Regions from separate parts of the Homo sapiens genome. Here region 1 is linked to region 2. Evidence: read pairs that join two places in POLR2A ChIA-PET (ENCODE). Cell type or tissue: MCF 10A. All regions are shown on one strand. Each heading gives the region's core, and the rest is flanking DNA. Links, peaks and the distances in the headings are about the cores only.

Region 1 (2,923 bases), core at 123-2,622, 56 kb before region 2:
CGCCCGCCTTGGCCTCCCAAAGTGCTGGGATTACAGGCGTGAGCCACCGTGCACGGCCTCTTTTGCCCATTTTTAAGTTTTTATTCTTAATTGTGACAAAATATACATAAAATTTACCATCTTAATCATTTGTAAGTGTACAGCTCAGTAGTGTTAAATACATTCACATTGTTGGCAGTCATTCTCCAGAACTCTTCGTCTTGCAAAACTGAAACTATTCCCATTAAACAACTCCCTATTCTGCAACTTGCCCTCCTCCCCCTAGTTCCCAGCAACCACCATTTGTTATGGGAAAAAGCCAGAACAGTATAGAAGCAAGTTCCCCCATACTGGGAAGGAGCCAAGACACCAAAGAATGACTTAGATAAGTTCAGTTTGAGGAGTAGATGAGTTTATTGGGACTTACCTACAGGGTACTCCTGGGCAGCAGCAAGGCAGCAGGACAACATGGAGGTCTGCTCTGCCACCTGTCTGCTTTTCATTTATGATCTATTTATTTTTACTTTAAAATAATTTTATTTTTTTGAGACGGAGTCTCGCTCTGTAGCCCAGGCTGGAGTATGGTGGCACTATCTCGGCTCACTGCAAGCTCCGCCTCCCAGGTTCATGCCATTCTCCTGCCTCAGCCTCCCCAGTAGCTGGGATTACAGGCGCCTGCCACCACACCTGGCTAATTTTTTTTGTATTTTTAGTAGAGACGGGGTTTCACCGTGTTAGCCAGGATGGTCTCGATCTCCTGACCTTGTGATCGACCCGCCTTGGCCTCCCAAAGTGCTGGGACTACAGGCGTGAGCCACCACGCCTGGCCAACTTTAAAATAATTTTGTATTAATTTTCGTGGGTGCGTAGTAGATATATACCTACTCATATACCTCATAGTAGGTGTATGGGGTATATGAGATGTTTTGATATTGGCATGTAATACATAATAAACACATCATGGAAAATGAGGTATTCATCCCCTCAAGCATTTATTCTTTGTGTTATAAACAATCCAGTTATGCTCTTAGTTATTTTAAATTTATTTATATATATTTATACATTTATTTAATGTGTAAATATTATTGACTATAGTCACCTTTCTAAGCTGCTTTTTTTTTTTTTTTTTTTTTTTTTTTTGGGAGACGGAGTCTCCTCGCTCTGTCGCCCAGGCTGGAGTACAGTGGCCCGATCTCGGCTCACTGCAAGCTCCGCCTCCCAGGTTCACGCCATTCTCCTGCCTCAGCCTCCCGAGTAGCTGGGACTACAGGCACCCGCCACCTCGCCCAGCTAATTTTTTGTATTTTTAGTAGAGACGGGGTTTCACCGTATTAGCCAGGATGGTCTGGATCTCCTGACCTCGTGATCCGCCCACCTTGGCCTCCCAAAGTGCTGGGATTACAGGCATGAGCCACCGCGCCCGGCCTCTAAGCTGCTTTTAGGCTAATTTTCTGGCTCTTTTCCTACTGTGTGTGCGCAATGGGACTGTTTTCCTTGGTATGCTCTCAGATATACTCTGGGATGTTTCGGTTCTCAGGGATACCTGCTCCTTGGGTGGGCCACTGACTCACTGCCTAGCTTTCAGGGTTCAGGCAGCAGACATAGATCCTTAAGTAATCTGGTGGGTGACTCATCACACTACACTCAGCCATTTCATTTTCTTATAGCAGTGTCTAATCTTAGGTGTTGTACATGGAAAACAAAGGCGTTACAGGAACTGCAAATAGGGATGCGGAACCTTTTGTCAAGGAATCCTTGAATAATAAACAGATCTGAGACCTTCACTTGCTTCAGATTTTGAAGGAAACTGGGATAGTCCATGGAGGGGGAATGGTGGAGTCTATTTCTACTTTTAAGGGCCCTACTTCCCCAATATGTCTGTTGATCCTGTAGCCAAAGAAACTGATGGATGTGAGTGAGCATGTTCTGAGTGAGGGATGCCAAGGGCTTGGGGAATTATGGGGGGAGCAAGGAAACGGGTGATCTATCAGAGCTGTTGGAGGATAAAGGCCAGGGGGAAGGAGTTCCAGAACTTCAGGAATTAGTACGTCGGATAAACAAAAATATTAACATTCCAAATAGAAAGTAAATCCCTGCTAATAGATTAACAGGGATTGTGAAATTTAACAAAAAGCTGTGTTGGGCATGATGGAGTCCAAGAGACACCAAAAGGGGCTTAGAAAGAGGCAAATCATCCACCCCCACTACTGAGGCATTATGGTAAGGAATTGTGAGGGTTAAGGGTAGAGTAGGTGGTTCTAGTATCTATTAGAAAGGTCATAGGGTGCTCACTGACTGGGATTATTATTTCTCCCTGTGTGTTCAAGGGTATCAGGGGGTGCACAAGAGCAGATTCCTCAAAGGGGAGTCACTGGGATGCTGACGTTTTTCTTTTTGGACCTTGAGATAATTACAGGTGCTCCAGACTACTCATGATCGTAGGGATGTCGAGGTGACTTCAAGGCCTTGGGGTGATTCCCCATGAGTTGTTTCAGTTGGAGATCCATGAGTTTGCATTTTTCAGATTATTTAGATGCCTGTACATCTTTTGGGTTTCTGCTAAAACATGGATCTTAAAGAGAGGGGCATTTTGGCAGTGGTACCTTTGGCCAGTTACTTAAGTGGAATTTCATTCTCTCTTGGCTTCCTTCACAGATGATGTATGAAAGCATGAAATTCAAAGAGACAAAGGGAAATTGTGTAAAAAGCAGATCAGCCCTCTGCTTTACTCTTACCTTCTAGGTCCACAAATAGGTATAACTTGAATTAGGACAGGTGGAGAGGAGCATATAATTAATACGATGTTAATTAGTATGAGTAAACTCTCTGAGTTTAGTATGGAGCTCATTAACAAAACTGGTAACTAAAGCAGATGCCGTTTAGAGTTAAACCTGGGTAATCTTTCCAGTTGTTTTCTAAGTGGTATTCATAGACAGAGACTAAT
Region 2 (2,923 bases), core at 178-2,677:
ACAAAACAAAACAAAAATTCATATGGACAACAAAAACCTCAAACAACCAAGGCAATCATGAACAAAAAGGACAAAGCTGGAGGTATCACACCACCAGATTTCAAAGTATACTACAAATCTATAGCAATCAAAACAACATGGTATTGGAAAAAAAAAAAAAAAAAAAGACAGACACATTGACTAATGGAGTGGAATAGAGAGCTTGGAAATTAACCTACTACTATACAGTCAATTGATTTTCAACAAAGGTACCAGAATACGCAATAGGAAGAGGACAGTCCCTTCAATAAATAGTGTTGGGAAAATGAAATTTCCACCTGCAGAACAATAAAATTGGACCCTTATCTCACACCATATATAGAACTAAAAATCAAATTAAAATGAATTAAAGATTCAAACGTAATACCAGAAACTCTAAACTTACTGGAAGAAAACACAGGGAGGAAAAACTACATGACACTCTCTGGGCAACGGTTTTTTGGATGTGACCCCAAAAGCACAGGCAACAAAAGCAAAAATAGACAAATCAGATTACATCAAACTAAAAAGCTTCTGCATAGCCAATGAAACAACCAACAGCATGCAGAAACAACTCACAGATTGGGAGAAAACAGCTGCAAGCCATACATCTGACAAGGGATTAATATCCAAAATACAGAAGGAGCTCCAACAACTCAATATTAAGAAAACAAGAAACCCAATTAGAAAATGAGCAAGGGACCTGAATACACATTTCCACTAAAGTTTTTAAGACATAAACATACTTTGGCATAAACACTGTATTATATGCAATTACTTTTTGTAAATAATTTTTGTAAAGCCATCAGATATATATCCAAATGATTTTTCACCTGAGTGTAAGACAGGAAAATGTTTAAATTAATACATAAATCAAATCATCTGCACTGGCATTGTTAACCTAGAAGAAAGTGGCTGCATAGAGAATAGTAAAAGCAAGGATATTTAGTCCATACTTTCAAATGGGGCTTGATGATTTGAAACAACAAAGTTGTTCACTGGCAGAATTTCCCACCAAGTCTGTATAAATTATGTGCTATTTGATAAAAGATAGCCTGAATGAAGCTAATTTTTTTATCTTCAGTATTTGCTTTAAGAGAAAAATCCTGAAGCTTGTAGGGATTTCTAATGCCAAAAAAGATGATGAAATGGGAGAGTATATTTAGCAATCATGGTGACTAAGCTCATGGTAACTGGCATATGTAAAATTTTAGTTTGCATTCCAATTACTTAAACTGAGATGTTCTTGATCAGTTGAACATACTGTGAGTAGACGATCTCTTTCTCAGAGAAACAAGATGGAGAGATCTTCAGAGAATGGCCCCACTGAAGCTCATTGGTAAATGAGCTTTCTCCAGATTTTGTTGATTTCCTGAGTTTTTCCATAATTCCTCAGTTCCCTGGCCATTTTCTGATAGACCATGGTCTTCCTATTGCCCTTTCTTATTCCTCAAAGTTTGGCAAATTTTTCTTCATTTTTTGATACAAACTGGAAACTGCCTTTGGTTTTATCTACTTACTGAATGCAGATGCCATCTTGGGATTATACTGAGATTTGTGAAGTTATTCAAACAGTCAGAGAAGCTTCCCGCCTTGTCCTCCCTGTTGCTGGAAAACAGCAGACTGCACCAGCTGGCTTTCAGTTATGTTCCACAAAGATCAATGAATGGTTCCTTCAAAATAGAAGTCTGCAGCATTATTTATTAAAGTTCTCCAATTATAAATAGATTCCTCTGTAAGCAACATTCCATAGCAGTTGGAATCTCCTCTGACATGGGTACAATCACTGATGAAAACCAGGTAAGTTTTGAAGATCTCCAGTTGAATGTTGCCTCAGTACCTCAAAAGCATCTTCAAATGCTTGAGCCAGCTTGTCTCGTTCACACAAGTTATGCTTCACTAATAAACTGATGATTCTGTCCATCAGTGCCCAATCTAGCATGTACTTGTAGATGTGGAGATAATCTTCCCTCCTCTGAAACACACATCTGCACTCCCCACCACCCACTTTAATTTTGTTAAAGCAGTTTTGAGTTGGGTTTCTGTCATCTGCAAAGGAAAAAGTCCTGAGTCATTTATACCTAAGAATCAGATAATTTAAGTAACAGGCTCTAACATATGAAAATAGCTGAGATAGTGTGGGGTGCAAAACAGAGAGGAGATAATTATTCCCATCCCTAAATAATATTTGAAAAGTTTTGTTATACAGTAGAAATGCAACTGGCTATCCAATGATTTGTTAAATCTTTGGACTCAGCCCCAAGAAAAATAGCAAGATATTGAACATTACTTGTGGCCTCAAATAATATTATATGAGAAAAGCAGAAGTTCAGTCCAAGCTATACTATCTAAAAGCAGAGAGGGAATAATGAAACTTCATTTTTTAGAAAAATCTTTATACCCATACCTTGCAATCCTTGAGGACTGGGAGTCAGAATTTGAAAAGGCCAAATTCTGCATCCTAAGCTAAAATTTGTGAAGACAAAAGCAAAGAGATAAAGAAATACCATACTAAAATATTGGGAAAGAAATTGAAAGGGACACAACAAAATGAAAAGATATTCCAGATTCACGAACTGAAATACTTAATATTGGTTAAATTATAATACTACTCAAAGCAATTTACAGATTAAATGCAATCCAATTACATTCTCTACAGAAATAGAAAAAAATCTTAAGACATATATGGAACCACAAAAGACCCCAAATAACCAAAGCAATCTGAGCAAAAGGAACAAAGCTGGAGGCATTACACTACCTGACTTCAAATTTTACTACAAAGCTATAGTAACCAAATCAGTATGACACTGGCATAAAAACAGACAGAATAGACCAATGGGACAGAATAGAGAACGCAGATGTAAATCCACACATTTACGGCCAGCTCATCTTCAACAAAGGTACC

What was found. ChIA-PET counts read pairs that join two places held together with the same protein. Peaks named below come from ENCODE experiments on the same cell type or tissue, not always from the same donor. Only the 100,000 strongest peaks of a DNase experiment are listed, where the experiment ranks them.
Region 1: POLR2A ChIA-PET joins it to region 2 with 5 read pairs; 3 of 35 experiments call an interaction of 5 or more read pairs at or near these places.

The regions. Positions count from the first base shown.
Region 1 is chr17:6,870,736-6,873,658 of GRCh38, forward strand. It overlaps the pseudogene ALOX12P2. Among named protein-coding and RNA genes, the nearest start is that of TEKT1, 40 kb to the left of the region's middle. In MCF 10A, for the core only: no CTCF peak of the experiment used is centred there; DNase peaks (open chromatin) are centred at 286 and 1,526.
Region 2 is chr17:6,926,292-6,929,214 of GRCh38, forward strand. It overlaps the pseudogene SPICP3. Among named protein-coding and RNA genes, the nearest start is that of ALOX12, 68 kb to the right of the region's middle. In MCF 10A, for the core only: no CTCF peak of the experiment used is centred there; a DNase peak (open chromatin) is centred at 1,170.